Linked DNA regions of Homo sapiens: region 2 is linked to region 1. A link is an interaction called in ENCODE POLR2A ChIA-PET data of the cell type or tissue named here. Cell type or tissue: MCF 10A. All regions are shown on one strand. Each heading gives the region's core, and the rest is flanking DNA. Links, peaks and the distances in the headings are about the cores only. Region 1 holds the start of GALE (UDP-galactose-4-epimerase). Region 2 holds the start of MIR378F (microRNA 378f).

Evidence for each region. Peaks named below come from ENCODE experiments on the same cell type or tissue, not always from the same donor. Only the 100,000 strongest peaks of a DNase experiment are listed, where the experiment ranks them.
Region 2: POLR2A ChIA-PET joins it to region 1 with 10 read pairs; 7 of 35 experiments call an interaction of 5 or more read pairs at or near these places.

The regions. Positions count from the first base shown.
Region 1 is chr1:23,796,794-23,805,118 of GRCh38, reverse strand. It overlaps GALE (UDP-galactose-4-epimerase), which reads left to right and starts at 4,365. Exons shown (of 12, transcript NM_001008216.2): 1 at 4,365-4,407; 2 at 5,683-5,753; 3 at 6,107-6,232; 4 at 6,389-6,504; 5 at 6,889-7,002; 6 at 7,248-7,424; 7 at 7,972-8,085; 8 at 8,177-8,243. The coding sequence starts at 6,112. HMGCL (3-hydroxy-3-methylglutaryl-CoA lyase) reads left to right here. Exons shown (of 9, transcript NM_000191.3): 8 at 594-719; 9 at 2,555-3,234. The coding sequence ends at 2,656. RefSeq lists silencers at 3,955-4,164, 4,325-4,804, 4,855-4,954. In MCF 10A, for the core only: no CTCF peak of the experiment used is centred there; DNase peaks (open chromatin) are centred at 4,278 and 5,498.
Region 2 is chr1:23,926,253-23,934,577 of GRCh38, reverse strand. It overlaps MIR378F (microRNA 378f), which reads right to left and starts at 5,508; the gene lies at 5,431-5,508. In MCF 10A, for the core only: no CTCF peak of the experiment used is centred there; no DNase peak of the experiment used is centred there.

The DNA.
Region 1 (8,325 bases), core at 326-8,325:
TAGATGTGATGGTGGGAATCAATGGAGACATCTCTTGATTGCATCCATTTCCATAAAGCAGCAGATGAGAATGAGGATGGGGAAGGGGGTGATAGAGGTTTAAGAAGAGAGGAGAAAGTGAAATAGTCATTTGGGATAGTGGGAGGTGACTGACCTGGGAAGATGGGATGTGGCCCTCGTGTGGCAAGGCCCTGACTGAGTGAGAGTAGCCTGGAGGTGGTGGGGGGTAAGTGGGGGGGGGGTAATAAATGAATCACAGTAAACAACAGGGGTCTGAAATCTCAGCAGTGGGAGGGGGTTAGGCTGGTGATCAGAAAAGGTCTCCCTGAGCAGGTGGCTTTCAGACTGGAACCTAAAGAATGAGAGTTCACCATGAAAGGAAAGATACTGCTGGCAGAGGAAACAGTTTAACAGAAACTAAAAGGAGAAGCACTGTCTCTTTCTGTGGGATTGTCATGTCAACAGAATCATAAGCCAAAGCAAAGAATGACTCTAGAATTTCAGGCAACAGACGATTGGGAGGTTTGCAAGGCTCATCTCTGTGGCCTCTTGTCCCCAGCAACAACTGTGTTTCACCATCCTTATGTTTCTAGATGGGAGTGAGTGTCGTGGACTCTTCTGTGGCAGGACTTGGAGGCTGTCCCTACGCACAGGGGGCATCAGGAAACTTGGCCACAGAAGACCTGGTCTACATGCTAGAGGGCTTGGGCATTCACACGGTAAGCCCACCCACCCCCTGGTGGCGACAGCCCCGAACTGACCAGGGGGCCTGAAGCTGAGAACAAAAGTGGATGGGGGTATTTGGGGTTGTTAAGGTGCTGAGGAGTAAAGAGGGAAAGGGTTAGCCAGGCGCAGTGGCTCATGCCTGTAATCTCAGCACTTTGGGAGGCTGAGGCAGGAGGGTCACTTGAGCCCAGGAGTTTGAGGCTGCAGTGAGCTATGATCCTGCCAGTGTACTCCAGCCTGGGTGAAACAGCAAGACCCTATCTCTTCAAAACAAAACAAAAGAGGGGAAGGGTGTTGGGGATTATGGATATTTGATCTAATATTTTAATGTTTGTGAGAGTAGGGTTGAGTGAGGCCACACGCATGGGCATAAGAAGGCTGGAGTGTCAGGGTGACTTTGACAGTTCAGTCCTAGGAGACACCAGGAACATGGAAGGGGCCCTGGGAAGGGTCAGGTTCATGACCTGAAATGAGTCAGTTCTCTCTTGGCTTTGTTTTGTTCTCTGTAAAATGAGGACAGTAGCGTTAGACAGCTCACCAGGGATCCGCCAGAGTCCACCAGGGCCCTCAGTGGCGGGACGGAAGCAGAATAGCATCTGTGCTTAAAGATCAGATGGAACTGGGTTTAAAGCCTACTCCTGCCACTCCCAGGCTATGAGACCTCAGACAAATTATTTCATCTCTCTGAACCTAAGAAATGGGAATAATAATGCCATCCATCTCATGGAGCCATTGTGAGGATTAAGTAAGAAAACGTACGTAGAGGGCCAGGCGCACGCCTGTAATCCCAGCACTTTGGGAAGCCAAGGCGGGTGGATCACCTGAGGTCAAGAGTTTGAGACCAGCCTGGCCAATATGGTGAAACACTGTCTCCACTAACAATAGAAAAATTGCTGGGCACGGTGGCTCACGCCCGTAATCCCAGCACTTTGGGAGGCCAGGGTGGGCAGATCACCTGAGGTCAGGAGTTCGAGACCAGCTTGGCCGACATGGTGAAACCCCATCTCTACTAAAAATACAAAAATTAGCTGGGTGTGGTGGCACGCACCTGTAATCCCAGCTACTCGGGAGACTGAGGCAGGAGAATTGCTTGAACCCAGGAGTCAGAGGTTGCAGTGAGCCAAGATCACGCCACTGTACTCCAGCCTGGCGACACAGTGAGACTCCCTCTCAAAAAAAAGAAAAGAAAAATTAGCTGGGTGTGGTGGCACACACCTGTAACCCCAGCTACTCGGGAGGCTGAGGCAGGAGAATCACTTGAACCCGGGAGGCAGAGGTTGCAGTGAGCTGAGAGCGTGCCATTGCACTCCAGCCTGGGCGACAAGAGCAAACTCTGTCTCCAAAAAAAAAAAGAAAGAAAAGTTATGTAGAATGCTTATCACAGAGCTGAGCACAGAGTGCACTTCAGCAAATATGAGCTACTGTATGAACAGAGGGTTTCTGTCTGGCCCTTTCAGTTGGTGTTTTTATCCCTCCCTCTCTGCCTCACAATTGTCACTTGAATATCAGTTTTTTACCTCTGTGGGCCAGGCCCTGTGCTGGGCCCTGAAGAGGGAGTACTGAACAAGACTGATAAGATCTGTGCCCTGGTAGTGGCACTACAAACCATGACAGAGATTGGGCATCTTACATGAGGGGGAGTCAGAGGAATAACCCAGGTGCCAGACAGACAGGAGCTCACAGGCAGCTGGTGCCCCGCTGTCAAGGAAAAAGCCTGTTTATCTTCACCTTTACTTTTCAGTATCACAGTTGTCTGTCCATGCTGATGTTTTCCCTGGTGTTGAGGGCATACCATGACTTACCGCATCCTCTAACTTGTTTCTCAAAGGGTGTGAATCTCCAGAAGCTTCTGGAAGCTGGAAACTTTATCTGTCAAGCCCTGAACAGAAAAACTAGCTCCAAAGTGGCTCAGGCTACCTGTAAACTCTGAGCCCCTTGCCCACCTGAAGCCCTGGGGATGATGTGGAAATAGGGGCACACACAGATGATTCATGGATGGGGACATGGAAATGAGAATAGGTTAAATGGTGCAGGTACCTCATAGCCAGCTCTACACAGAGGTCTCTCCTGGCAGAAAGCAGGCGAAGGGCAGGAGGAGCTGCTTGGCAGAAGGACCTCCTGCCCAGACCTGAGGAGTGAGAGGCTTTGAGGGCTGAAGTCTCCCTTTGTTACGGACCCTGGCCCAGGAGTTGAATGCCTGAGGACGTGTGGGAACCCCGTTCCCTACTTAGCATGATCCTTGAGTCTCCTCTCTGGATGGAATCCGCGAGCTGGCCACCTGGCCACCCTCTACACGGCTCCACCCTGCCATGGCCGTGGGGCCCTTGCTCTCTGACTTCTCAGGACACAGGTCATGGAGGTTCTTCCCAAGCTGGCAGAGGCCATTTGTGGAAAGTGGAGAGCTACGTGGTGGCCGTCTGCCAACTCCAGCATCTCTGGAAAATCTCCACGCTGAATGTGATTTTTGAAAACAGCTTATGTAATTAAAGGTTGAATGGCACATCATAATTCCAGCATTCGGTTGTGCAGCTGTGTGTATACATGCGCGTGGGGGAGTAAAATACTTTACCATGTTGCACTCTGAGAGGAAAATGGAGACTATGAACTAGTTTATTAATCTTTGGATTTCCTCCCTGTTTCCCCACCTGAGCCCCAAATCCATAGTGACTGGAAATCAGTGGTTTTGGGCTTACTCAGGAGGCTGCTTGCGGCAGTTGCTGGCCAGAACACCCGACGGGGTTGTTTCTGAGCTTTGCCTCTGTGACTGGGGCTATTGCACAAGCTCCCCTGAGGACACACTTGCTGCTTTGGGCCTCGGTGGCCCGGCCTCTCCCTGGCGCTCCCGGGCCCGGGAGCGCTCACCTGTCGGTTCCCTGGACTCTGCGGGCAGGCGCTGGCTGATTCCCGGCTGCGCGGACACCTGTGCGCTCCTGCATTTAGGGCTCCTTTGCTCTGGTTTCATCACGCAGGATGTCACATTTTGTGCATATTATTCTCTAGCTCTACTACTTTTCATTGTAAACAAACAATCATTTTCTAACCTGCCGTCGTGGAAGGCAGAGTGCAGACCGACCCTTCCCGGCAGGTGGGGGCTGAGAGCCAAGAGCGCTGGAACCGCTAGTGTGGCCTGACAGCTTCCTCCAGCTCCTTGGTTTATTTGCAAACTGGACTTCCAGCACCAGGCCCCCTGCGACCCCCTCCTGCCTTAGTCCCGTGGGATCGGGTAGTTCAAGATTTTGAATTCATGGTTTGGCACACACCGGCAAGTCTGAAAACCTGCGGGTCAGAGTGGGGCGGAGGCGTGGGCCCCCTACCCTCTGCCCCCTGCCCCCTCGGAAGCGCAGCCCTCTTCCAGGGGTTGGGACGAGCTAGCGCGGGGACCCGGGGCACCGGCAAGGACCCACCCGCTACTGGGACCTGGCGCCGGCGGCGCCTCTCGCGGGGTGGCACCGCCCACTTCCGCCTTCCGCGGGCGCGCGCTGCGCAGTCTTCGTCACAGCGCGGAGGCCTTTTGTCCTCCCGCCCTCCCCGTAGTGGCCGTAACCCGAGTGACATGTTTCCTTGGGGGCGTGGAGGGGCGGGGTCGGGGCCGGAGTGGGCCGTCAGCACTTAAAGGGCCCGCGGCTCGGGCGTAGGAGGCGGTGCCTCTGCAGCAAGCGTGGGGCGCGGGAACCCGAGCAGGTTCGGGAGACGGAATGAAGGGCCGGGTGGGCTCGCGAGGGGCCGGGGAGTCCGCGGGGAGCGAGGGAGTTTCCGAGGGGCGGGTCGTGTTCCTGGCAGCGTCCCTCCAGGGCAGGCCCGCCCCCTTTGTCCCAGTTCCCCGCTGCCCGGGCTGGGGCGGCCGGGGTTCATTCATTGCCGGCCTGAGGACTCCTAGCTCGGCCCCGCTCCGCGCTACAGCCCAAAGCCCAGCCTGAGACCCAGCCGCCCTCGTATGCCCACGGCCTAGCTCCCCTTCCCTCCAACAGACAGACTGGGAAAACCGAGTGGGCGACGGCTGAGCAAGGTCACTCCGCTGTCGGGGGCGCAGCCGGCCTCAGACCAGCTTTCGTGCTTCCCAGGGCCTCTCTGCGACCACTTTCGGGGTCCGCGCCAGGCGCGGGGCGGGGGCGGGGGCGGCTTCGGCGCGGCGGGCAGAGTCCAGCGGGCAGCGGTGGGGGAAGGGCGAGCCGCCTGGGGAGAGGGCCGGGCTGCGAGCCTGGCGATCCAGATTCCAGCCCGCTGTCGCCAGCTGTGGGACCGAAGGGCAACTGTTTCACCTCTCTGGCCCTAGTATCTGTATCTGTAAAGTGCCAGTGATAACACCTGTCTCACCGAGATGCTGGGGGAATTCAGGAAAATCATGCAAAAGTGCCTGGTACGGAGCCTGGCACGCAGAGGGCTCTTGGTCAAGTGGGTTGGAGCTGCGTGAGCCCAGAAGGGGATAGAGGCAGCGTGGAGGAAGGCGGCAGCGGGCCCGGTCGCTGGGAATGAAAGGCCTCAGTGTCTGGGGCTTCCTCCCCGTACTACCCGCAGAGTTTGTTCAGGGTGGAGGTGCGCACCTGGCCAAGTCCACGTCTACACGGCCCACCCAGAGTAGCCTAAGTTGGGCGGGATTCCTAACTCTGAGCCAGGAGTGACCGGGCTGGCCCTGGCATGGGCAGAGGCTGAGCGGGGGTTGGGGTGGGGCCCCCTCCAGGACCAACCACGGTGTGGTTGCCCCTGAGCTGGCCTCAGCCTGCCTGGCAAAGGACCTCACCCTTGAGGCCATGTGATCTATTTCCTGCTTCCTCCCAGCTGACCCTTGAGGGAAAGGGGGTGGGGGCCGCCTAGAGCAGGAGGTATTAGTCACTGCGCCCAGGAGCCAGTTTACACCTAGCGAAGGCGGAGGCATTGGACAAGCCTGGGTCTGAGCAGACAGAACCCCTTCCTGCGACCCTGGAGTCCCAATCGTGCTGCCATTTTCCTTCTGCCCAGGACTCTCCAGTCCTCAGTCACCTTGGACAAAGAAGTGTGGATCCTCAGATTCCATCTTTTCCAACTCCAAGGCAAGTGGAACTAGAAAATAAGGTGCCTGTGTGTCAGGTCTCCCCAGCTCTGCTGTGGCGGGCCCTTAAGATCACCTCACTGAACCCTCACGCTGCCTCATGAAGTTTATACAATTATTAGCTCTGTTTTACAGAGATAGAAACTGAGGCCAAGAGGCTAATTAATTTCCAAAGCCTAAGGCCAGAAAGTGATGGTACCCAGACTTGCCCCAGGGCTGACTTCTGAGCCAGTCTGGTACCTAGGGCACACTGCCGCCTCCTTCCAAAGCGAGCTTAGGGGGCAGGATTCCAGTGGGAAGGAAGCTCTGAGCAGGCAGCCTCAGCCACCTCTGAGACTCTGTATCCTGGGCCAGGTGCCATGGCAGAGAAGGTGCTGGTAACAGGTGGGGCTGGCTACATTGGCAGCCACACGGTGCTGGAGCTGCTGGAGGCTGGCTACTTGCCTGTGGTCATCGATAACTTCCATAATGCCTTCCGTGGTGAGCGGGGCAGTGGGGCTGGGGCTACTTGAGGGGATGGCAGAAGCAAAACCCTGGGTTCCACCTCCACCACCGGGCGGGGAATGTGTGTCTGGCTAGTCCCTGGGAACACAGCACCCCATGTCGTGATGATGTGGCCTACATGTACCCTACCAGGAGGGGGCTCCCTGCCTGAGAGCCTGCGGCGGGTCCAGGAGCTGACAGGCCGCTCTGTGGAGTTTGAGGAGATGGACATTTTGGACCAGGGAGCCCTACAGCGTCTCTTCAAAAAGGTGGGTGCAGGCTGGGCACGGTGGCTCACGCCTGTAATTCCAGCACTTTGGAAGGCCGAGGTGAGGAGATCACTTGAGCCCAGGTGTTCAAGACCAGCCTGCTCAACACAGTGAAACCCCATCTCTACAGAAAAATACAAAAATTAGCTGGGCATGGTAGCCCATACCTGTGGTCCCAGCTACTCGGGAGGCTGGCATGGGAGGATGGCTTGAGCCTGGGAGGTGGAGGTTGCGGTGAGCTGAGATGGCACCACTGTACTCCAGCCTGGACAACAGAGCGAGACTGTCAAAAAAAAAAAAAAAGGTGAGTGCAGGCAGGCAGGCTGAGGGCATTGCCAAGGACTAAAACCAGTAGAGCAACCTCTGGCCATGTCACCCCTGCAGTACAGCTTTATGGCGGTCATCCACTTTGCGGGGCTCAAGGCCGTGGGCGAGTCGGTGCAGAAGCCTCTGGATTATTACAGAGTTAACCTGACCGGGACCATCCAGCTTCTGGAGGTGAGAGGCATGGGACAGGGCACAGACACTAGGAGGGTGTCCAGCTGGACCCCAGCCTGGCAGGCAGTGCCAAACACAGAGCCCAAGCTGTATCATCCTGGACTCATGTCTTTACCTCCCAGTCTCAGTTTCCCCATCTGTAAATGAGAGTGCTCATCACCTCAGCCCCATTCTCCTGTGGAGGAGTAACAGGGTGGGAGTAATGTGTGAGGCAGAGGTCACTGATGCCATCTCTCCACGGCCAGATCATGAAGGCCCACGGGGTGAAGAACCTGGTGTTCAGCAGCTCAGCCACTGTGTACGGGAACCCCCAGTACCTGCCCCTTGATGAGGCCCACCCCACGGGTGGTTGTACCAACCCTTACGGCAAGTCCAAGTTCTTCATCGAGGAAATGATCCGGGACCTGTGCCAGGCAGACAAGGTGAGGGCCCCCTTGACAGTGCCCTGGCTCCACTGATCGATGGACTCCTCAGGGCCCACCCTGAGCCCAGGGGTGGGATTCCGAACACCCCCACTAAGGAGGAAGCTAAGGCTCAGGCAGTTGCAGTGGAGGGCCCCATCCCCTGCTTGTTTCTAAAGATAATAAATAGACAACTGGCCGGGCGCAGTGGCTCATACCTGTAATCTCAGCACTTTGGGAGGCCCAGGTGGGCAGATCACCTGAGGTCAGGAGTTCAAGACCAGCCTGGACAACATGGTAAAACCCCCATCTCTACTAAAAATACAAACATTAGCCGGCCATGGTGGTGTGTGCCTGTGGTCCCAGCTATTCGGGAGGCTGAGGCACAAGAATTGCTTGAACCTGGAAGGCAGAGGTTGAAGTGAGCCAAATCAGGCCACTACACTCCAGCCTGGGCCATAGTGAGACTCCATCTCAAAAAAACAGAATAGGCATGAGGAGGGCTCTGGGTTCAGCTGGGACACGCTGCCTGTGCCTCTGGCCTCACCACCTGACCCACATCCCACAGACTTGGAACGCAGTGCTGCTGCGCTATTTCAACCCCACAGGTGCCCATGCCTCTGGCTGCATTGGTGAGGATCCCCAGGGCATACCCAACAACCTCATGCCTTATGTCTCCCAGGTAAGGCAAAAGGGAAGGGACAGAGGAGTGGCCCTGGGGTTAAAGCTGGTGCCTGGGATCTGGGACGAACTGACCTGATCTCCACCTCCAGGTGGCGATCGGGCGACGGGAGGCCCTGAATGTCTTTGGCAATGACTATGACACAGAGGATGGCACAGGTGAGCCTAGGACCAGGGGGACCTAGGAGTGGGAGCCAGGAAGGAGAGTCAGGGGGAACAGACTCCCCATCCAACACACTCC
Region 2 (8,325 bases), core at 62-8,061, 130 kb before region 1:
AAAATTACCTGGGTGCAGTGATGGGTGCCGGTAATCCCAGGTCCTCGGGAGACTGAGGCAGGAGAATCACTTGAACCCAGGAGGCAGAGGTTGCAGTGAGCCGAGATTGCACCAATGCACTCCAGCCTGGGTGACAGAGCAAGACTCCATCTCAAAAAATAAATAAATAAATGTATTTTAAAAAGCTCCCTTGTCCATTCCCATTATATCTTTCCCATTGCGAACACCAACAATTGTTTATGAAGGCTAGAGTCTTTTGTTATAATGTTGGATGCATTAGGCCTCAGGGGCAGGTCTCTGACCTTCCGCTGCCTCCTTTCATCTGCCCCAAGGCAGGACTTGGAGTCTTAAGACTCTCCGATGAGAGGGTCCCACTCTATACCCTGTGGGAAAGAATGCTAATATCATGAAGCTTCCATAAAAACCCAAGATTGACTAGGTCAAGAGAGCTTCCAGATAGCTGAACACGTGGAAGCCAGCAGGAAGGGGAAGAAAAACTGGTCCAGGTGCTGGGAGGGTGGCGCACCCCAACTCCACAGGGCCAGAAGCTCCTGCGCTTGGGCCCCTTCCAGACCTCACCCTATGTATCCCCTCATCTGGCTGGTTATCTGTTTCCTTTAACATAGCTTTCTTAGTAAACCAGTAAATGTAAGTGTTTCTCTGAGTTCTGTGAGCCACTCTAGCAAATTAATCGAATCCAAAGAGGAGGCTGGGGGAACCCCAGCTTGAAGCCAGTCGGTCAGAAGTTCTGGAGGCCCAGACTTGTGACTGGGAGAGTGGAGAAGGAGGGAGCAGTCTTGGGGACTGAACCCTCAACCTGTGGGATCTGGCACTGTCTCTGGGTAGATAGTGTCAGACCTGAATTGGAGGCCACCTGGCTGGTGTCTGCTGGTTGGTGGTAGGGAGAGATGCACACACGTTTGGTTATGTAGCAGGACAAGCCGCAGACAAAACCCCTCAGACACTGAGTTAAAGAAGGAAGGGCTTTATTCGGCCGGGAGCTTCGGCCAGACTCACGTCTCCAACAACCAAGCTCCCCAAGTAAGCAATTCCTGTCCCTCTTAAGGGCTTACAACTCTAAGGGGGTCCGCATGAGAGGGTCATGATGGATTGAGCAAGCAGGGGGTACATGACTGGGGGCTGCATGCACCAGTAATCAGAACGGAACAGAGCAGGACAGGGATTTTCACAGTGCTTTTCCATACAATGTCTGTAATCTATAGATAACATAACTGGTTTAGGTCAGGGGTCCATCTTTAACCAGGCCCAGGGCTCGGCGCCGGGCTGTCTGCCTGTGGATTTCATTTCTGCCTTTGAGTTTGTACTTCTTCTTTCATTGGAGGCAGAAATTGGGCATAAGACAAGATGAGGGGTGGTCTCCTCCCTTAGTCACAGAAGTTTTCTTCTGTGTAGTTGATCATTGTGGTGTGAGAGTAGAGGAAAAACCCAGTGTTAGGAGAGTTTCTCCCTAGACAATCTTTCATCAGTTATATGATTTGCAACTATGTCCTCCCATTCCCTAGGTTGCCTTTTGAGAAACTGTTGATACTATCCTTTGATTTAGAAAAGTTTTTAAATTTGATGAAGTCTTGTCTGTTTTGTTCTTTTGTTGCCTGTGTTTTTGGTTGTCATAGCCAAGAAATGATTGTCAAATCCACTGTCATGAAGCATTTGTCCTATACTTTCTTGCACGTTATGGTTTTATCACTTACATTTAGATATTTGATCAGTTTTAAGAGTTAATTTTTTATTTTTATTTTTTTAGAGACAGAGTCTCACTCTGCCGCCTAGGTTGGAGTGCAGCGATACAATCATAGCTCACTGTAACCTCGAACTCCTGGGCTCAAGGGATCCCATTTTTAAGTTAATCTTTGTATATGATGTAGGTGAGGGCCTCACTTCGTTCTTTGGCACGTGAACATGCAGTTTTCCCAGCCCCATTTGTTGAAAAGTTATCATCCTTTTCCATTCAATGGTCTTGGCAGCTCTGTTCCATTGATCTGTATGTCTGTCTTTATGCTAGTTCCCGCTGTTTTTGATACTGCAGTTTGTAGTAAGTTTTGAAAGCAGGAAGTGTGAGACTTCCAACTTTGGTCTTTTTCAATTGTTTTGGCTTTTCGAGGTCCCTAATATGCCATCACTTTTGCTATATGCTATTTGTTAGACGCTAATCACTAATCCCCACACTCAAGGAGGGGAGATTACCCAAAGGATTTGAATACAGGGAGGCAGAAATTACTGCAAGATATTTTAGGGGCTGCCTACTACAATAGCTAACTTTTTTTTTTTTTTTTGAGATAGAGTCTCACTCTGTCACCCAGCATGGAGTGCAGTGGCGCAATCTCGGCTCACTGCAAGCTCCGCCTCCCAGGTTCACACCATTCTCCTGCCTCAGCCTCCTGAGTAGCTGGGATTACAGGCGCCCGCCACCACGCCCAGCTAATTTGTGTGTGTGTGTGTGTGTGTGTGTGTGTGTGTGTTTTTAGTAGAGACGGGGTTTCACCATGTTAGCCAGGATGGTCTCAATCTCCTGACCTGGTGATCTGCCCACCTTGGCCTCCCAAAGTGCTGGGATTACAGGCGTGAGCCACCGCGCCCAGGCTACAATAGCTAACATTTACTGAGTACTTAATATAGTAAGTCATATGTGTATATACTCGTATAATCTTCACAACAGCCCTGGGAATCAGAAATATTACTATGCCTGATTTGTAACAGAGGAAATTGAGGTTTAAAGAGATTAAACAATTTACCCATGGCCCTCCAGCTGGGATTCAAACCCAGTCTGTCCAACTCCAAAGCTGTGCTTTTAACCCTTACACTGCCTATGCACACATAATTACTTCCATGTCTCAGATGAATGGGAAATGTTGCTGGTTATCATTTAGAGCTTAGCTTGATGATTTGCAAAAGTCTCAGATGACTGCTCATGAGTAGAAGAATAAGCGCTCTCAGCTGAATTTAGTATTAGTCAAATGAATTTGAGAAATCCTATTTTAGTTCAATGCCAACTTGTTATAGAAGTTTGCTACCCACTGTGGAAAAGAAAGGACAAACCCATAAACATACTGAAGAATTTTTCTTCTTGCTGCAATGGAAACTATTTATGTTCTCCAGCTTCTATAAGAAGAAGCTTGGCTCGAAGGAAGCTTCTGGACCTAATTTCATAAGCAGCTGCCTCATAACGTAAAAATCTCTCTCAGACATCTCCTAGAGCTTCTGATTCACGTCACACATGAGAGAACTCGGTGAAAACAAGTTTCCACAGAGCCTCTTCTCCTAAGAAAGTTCTGCTTTCAAATAACTCCATCTGCACCTCCTCCCCAGCCAGATTCTAACACTGGTGAAGAGACAACCTCCTTCTTACCCTGAGGAACGTGTCAGGGAGTGTCTGAATGAGTTATAAAGATTCTCTTCTCCTCTTTTCCCCCTTCTTTTGTGACCACATCTGCAAACTCTGAAGAAAGAACATGTTGGTTTGGGTTTAAAACCCAGAATAGAAAGCTGGCATTAGAAACGTTTCAGGAATGCTGAGAATTTTTAGAGGTGTTCTTTTTTTTATTTTTTGAGACAGAGTTTCGCTCTTGTTGCGTAGGCTGGAGTGCAGTGGCGCAACCTCAGCTCACTGCAACCTCCGCCTTCCAGGTTCAAGTGATTCCCCAGCCTCAGCCTCCTGAGTAGCTGGGATTACAGGCATCCGCCACCAGCCCCAGCTAATATTTTGTATTTTTAGTAGAGATGGGGTTTCACCATGTTGGCCAGGCTGGTCTCGAACTCCTGACCTCAGGTGATCCACCTGCCTCAGCCTCCCAAAGTGCTGGGATTACGGGTATGAGCCACTGCGCCTGGCCTAGAATGTGTTCTTAAAGGTTCTTGTTCTCATTATGTTTTTATGAGCAGGTATAATTGTCTTAGTGTTTCGGCTTAATAGAGGAATCCACTCCATTCAAATATTTTTTTTTTCTGAATCCCAACTCAGTCCTTGGCACTGGATGGGATGCTGTGAGGGTGCAGAGAGGAATAAGACGTGGGGCTTGCCCTTAAGGAGCTTTAACAGGAAGACCCAGAAATAGGAGCAACTATGTCTGCTATAAGGCAGAACAGGCCAGATGCTATCAGGGAGTTGCAAGTAACCATAAACATGTGCCAAACACAGTCTCTACAAAAAAAAAAAAAAAAAAAAAAAAAAAAGCAGGGTATGGTGGCTCAAGCCTGTAGTCCCAGCTACTTGGGAGGCTGAGGTGGGAGGTGGGAGGATCACTTGAGCCCGGGAGGTCGAGGCTGCAGTGAGCTGTGGTTGCGCCACTGCACTCCAGCCTGGGCAACAACCAGAGTGAGAACATATCTCAAAAAAAAGAAAAAGTTTTCGGCCGGGTGCAGTGGCTCACACCTATAATCCCAGCACTCTGGGAGGCTGAGGCAGGTGGATCACCTGAGGTCGGGAGTTCGGAACCAGCTTGACCAACATGGAGAAACCCCATCTCTACTAAAAATACAAAATTAGCCAGGTGTGGTGGCGCACGCCTGTAACCCCAGCTATTCAGGAGCCTGAGGCAGGAGAATCGCTTGAACCCGGGAGGTGGAGGTTGCGGTGAGCCGAGATCGTGCCATTGCACTCCAGCCTGGGTGACAGAGTGAGACTCTATCTCAAATAAATAAATAAAGTTTCCTCCCCTCTGCACATGCACTCCTTTCATTTACAGAAGCCCTTTTCTACACTCTCACAAGCTGTCCTGAGAGTTTCACCCACCCCCGCGGGGACAGCACAGTGTTAAGAGCACAAGCTCTGGAGCAAGGCAGCCTAGTGTTGAATCCCAGCTCTGCCGTGCAGACGATGCATAACTCTGGGCAAGTTACTTAACATCTCTGGGACAGTTTCCCCATTGGGAAAATGAAGATAATATTTCCTGTTGGCCCAGCACAAGTGGCTCATGCCTGTAATCCCAGCACTTTGGGAGGCCAAGTCGGGAGGATCACTTGAGCCCAGGAGTTCAAGACCAGCCTGGGCAACATGGCAAAACCTCATCTCTACAAAAAATACAAAAATTAGCTGGGTGTGGTGGCACACGTCTGTAGTCCCAGCTACTTGGAGGCTGAGGTGGGAGGATCACTTGAGCCCAGGAGGTCTAGGCTGCAGTGAGCAGTGATCGTGCCACTGTACTCCAGGCTGGGTGACAAAGCAAGACCCTGTCTCAAATAATAATAATAATAATAATAATAATAGTAATAATATTCCTTATCTTGTTGGGTGGTTATGCAGATTAAGTGAAGTGGTCAATTTAAAGGGTTTAGTGGTCAGTTCATACAGAGCATTCAATGAATTAGCAGTTGTGACATCTCCATTTCCTAAATGAGAAGGCTGAGGTGTAACTGGTCCAACTGATTTGCCCAGAATTATTCAGCTAGTAAGCAGTAAGGGCAGGGCTTGAGCCCAAGACTTCTGGCTCCAAGTCCAGTGCTCGTTCTGTTGTTTAGCAGCCTGAAAACTATGGGAGTCCAGGACCTGACCCAGGGGCTGGGGAGGAAGAGCAGGAAGTGGGAGGAGTGGAGCTCCAGAGAGGTTTCCTAAGATAACATGGAATGGAGACTTTCTTTGAGCTGCTATATGTGAAAGCCTTCGTCTAAGGATTATTTTCAACAGCAACTCAATTTATTGGGTATCCTACTCAATGTATTAGTGTAATTTCTTTCTTTACATTGAATGTTCAACACCTTTTTTTTTTTTTTTTTGAGATGGAGTCTCACTGTGTCACCTAGGTTGGTGTGCAGTGGCGTGATCTCGGCTCACTGCAACCTCTGTCTTTCGAGTTCAAGCGATTCTCCAGCCTCAGCTTCCTGAGTAGCTGGGATTACAGGTGCACGCCACCCCACGCCCAGCTAATTTTTGTATTTTTAGTAGAGACATGGTTTCGCCATGTTGGCCAGGCTGGTCTCAATCTCCTGACCTCACGTGATCCACCTGCCTGGCCTCCCTGTTGGGATTACAGGTGTGAGCCACTGTGCCCAGCTGAATGTTCAATTTCTTTTGATTGATCCCTCTTCTGTGTTCCCAAACACACTGTACAAATTCTGCTATTGAAGAGTAATTGCCCCAAAATTTAGTGGCTTAAAGCAACAAGAATCATTTCATCATCTTTCAAGGTTTCAGAGGGTCAGGAATTCAGAAAGGGATTGCCTGTGTGGTCTGACTTGGGGTCTCTCATGTGGTTGCTGGTGGTGAATGGTGAACGGAGCTGGATGGGCATAGCTCTGCCTTCATTTACTCTCAGAGCGGGCCAGGCGCAGTGGCTCACGCCTGTAATCCCAGCACTCTGGGAGGCCGAGGCGGGCAGATCACGAGGTCAGGAGATCAAGACCATCCTGGCTAACACGGTGAAACCCCGTCTCTACTGAAAATACAAAAAACTTAGCCGGGCGTGGGTGGCGCGCGTCTGTAGTCCCAGCTACTCGGGAGGCTGAGGCAGGAGAATGGCGTGAACCCGGGAGGCGGAGCTTGCAGTGAGCCCAGATCACGCCACTGCGCTCCAGCCTGGGCAACAGAGTGAGACTCCTTCTCAAAAAAAAAAAAAAAAAATTATCACTCTGACATACTCTACTGGTTGAAATGGTCTCAAACGTCTTCTCAGGTTATCTTTGGAAAATACAACCCACCAGGTATGCTTTTGTGTCTACCTTTCCTGCCAGAACACTCATTCATGCAGTCACTCAGGTACTCATTTGTTCCCTCATCCAACATTTGTTGAGTACCTGTTGCTCTCCAAACACTAAGGCAGGCCCCTTATATAGATTATTTCATCTAATATTCAGGTCAACCCTTTGAAGTAAATGCATAATCCCCGTATTTAACACATGAGGAAGCTAAGGTTCAGAATGGTGCAGTGACTTGCCCAAAGTCATGTGAATGAGTCGAGAACCCATGATTTGAACCCATAACTATCCATTCCAGAGCCTATGCCCGTTCCTTAACCAGCCTGCCCTCCCAGGATCAGCATAACCTGGCTGCCTTCAAGGCTTTTGAGTTTGTACCTTGGCTAAGCTCTGTGCTCTTCATGCCCCCAGGACTGGTCAGAGGGGCTGGGGAAAGGAACGAGGGAAACACTGTCTGGGGCCAGTGGGAAGGAACCCCAAGTCCTGTGCCAGCTATGGAACTTCCACTTGTGGTCCCAGGGGTTCTGGCCACACAGTGCAGGGTTGGGATTCATGCCCTTATTGAGGAGACAACACCTATTCACACATGACCAACAGGGGTTATTTTGGTGCCAACTCCAGTCAGCTGAGTGTCAGCATGGAGTGCTGAGTTGAGAAAGATCATGAGCAGAATCTGGGCTGGGCAGGATTAAGGGTCTTGATCCATTAGTTATGTCTGCCACTGATACATAACCAGGTATGTTGGCACATGGGCCTTGCATCCCAATCTTACAAAACTACATCTCTTTTCATATGGGACAATACTAAGAAGCAAGCACCACAAGGGCAAGGATTTTGTCTGTTTTCATCCCCGCTATATCCCCAGTGCCTAGAACAGTGTCCTTCAGGGATTAGGATCTCAGTGAATATTTGTTGCATGAATGAGACAATTATGGTTTAGTGGTTAAATGGATTGACTCCAAGCCTGTCCCAATTCTAGGTTTGAATTCCATCTGTGCCACTTGATGGCTGGATAATATTGGATAAGTTGCTTTGTTTAACTTTTCTGAGACTCACCTACTTCATTCGTCTATTCATTTATTCATTCAACAAATATTAGTTGAGCACCTAATGGATGTTGAACACCTAATTTTGGGGATGTACCAAACACTGTTCTAGACACAGGGGACGTAGAAGTGACCAAAATAGATATAGATCCCTGCTGTTATGAAGTTTATATTTTAGGAAGGAGGAACAGAAAAATGAACAAATGAAATATACAACAGGTGTTGGCTGGGCACGGTGACTCATGCCTATAATCCCAGCACTTTGGGAGGCCAAGGCCAGCGGATCACAAGGTCAGGAGATCGAGACCATCCTGGCTAACACTGTGAAACCCTGTCTCTATTAAAAATACAAAAAGTTAGCCGGGCGTGATGGCATGCACCTGTAGTCCCAGTTACTCCAGAGGCTGAGGCAGGAGAATAGTGTGAACCCGGGAGGCGGAGCTTGCAGTGAGCCGAGATTGCGCCACTGCACTCCAGCCTGGGGGACAGAGCGAGACTGTCTCAAAAAAAAAAAAAAAAGAAAAGAAAAGAAATATACAGTAGGTGTCATGTGATGATAAATGCTTTGGAGAAATACTAAATGAGTCAGGGGGCCAGGCGCGGTGGCTCACGCTGTAATCCCAGCACTGTA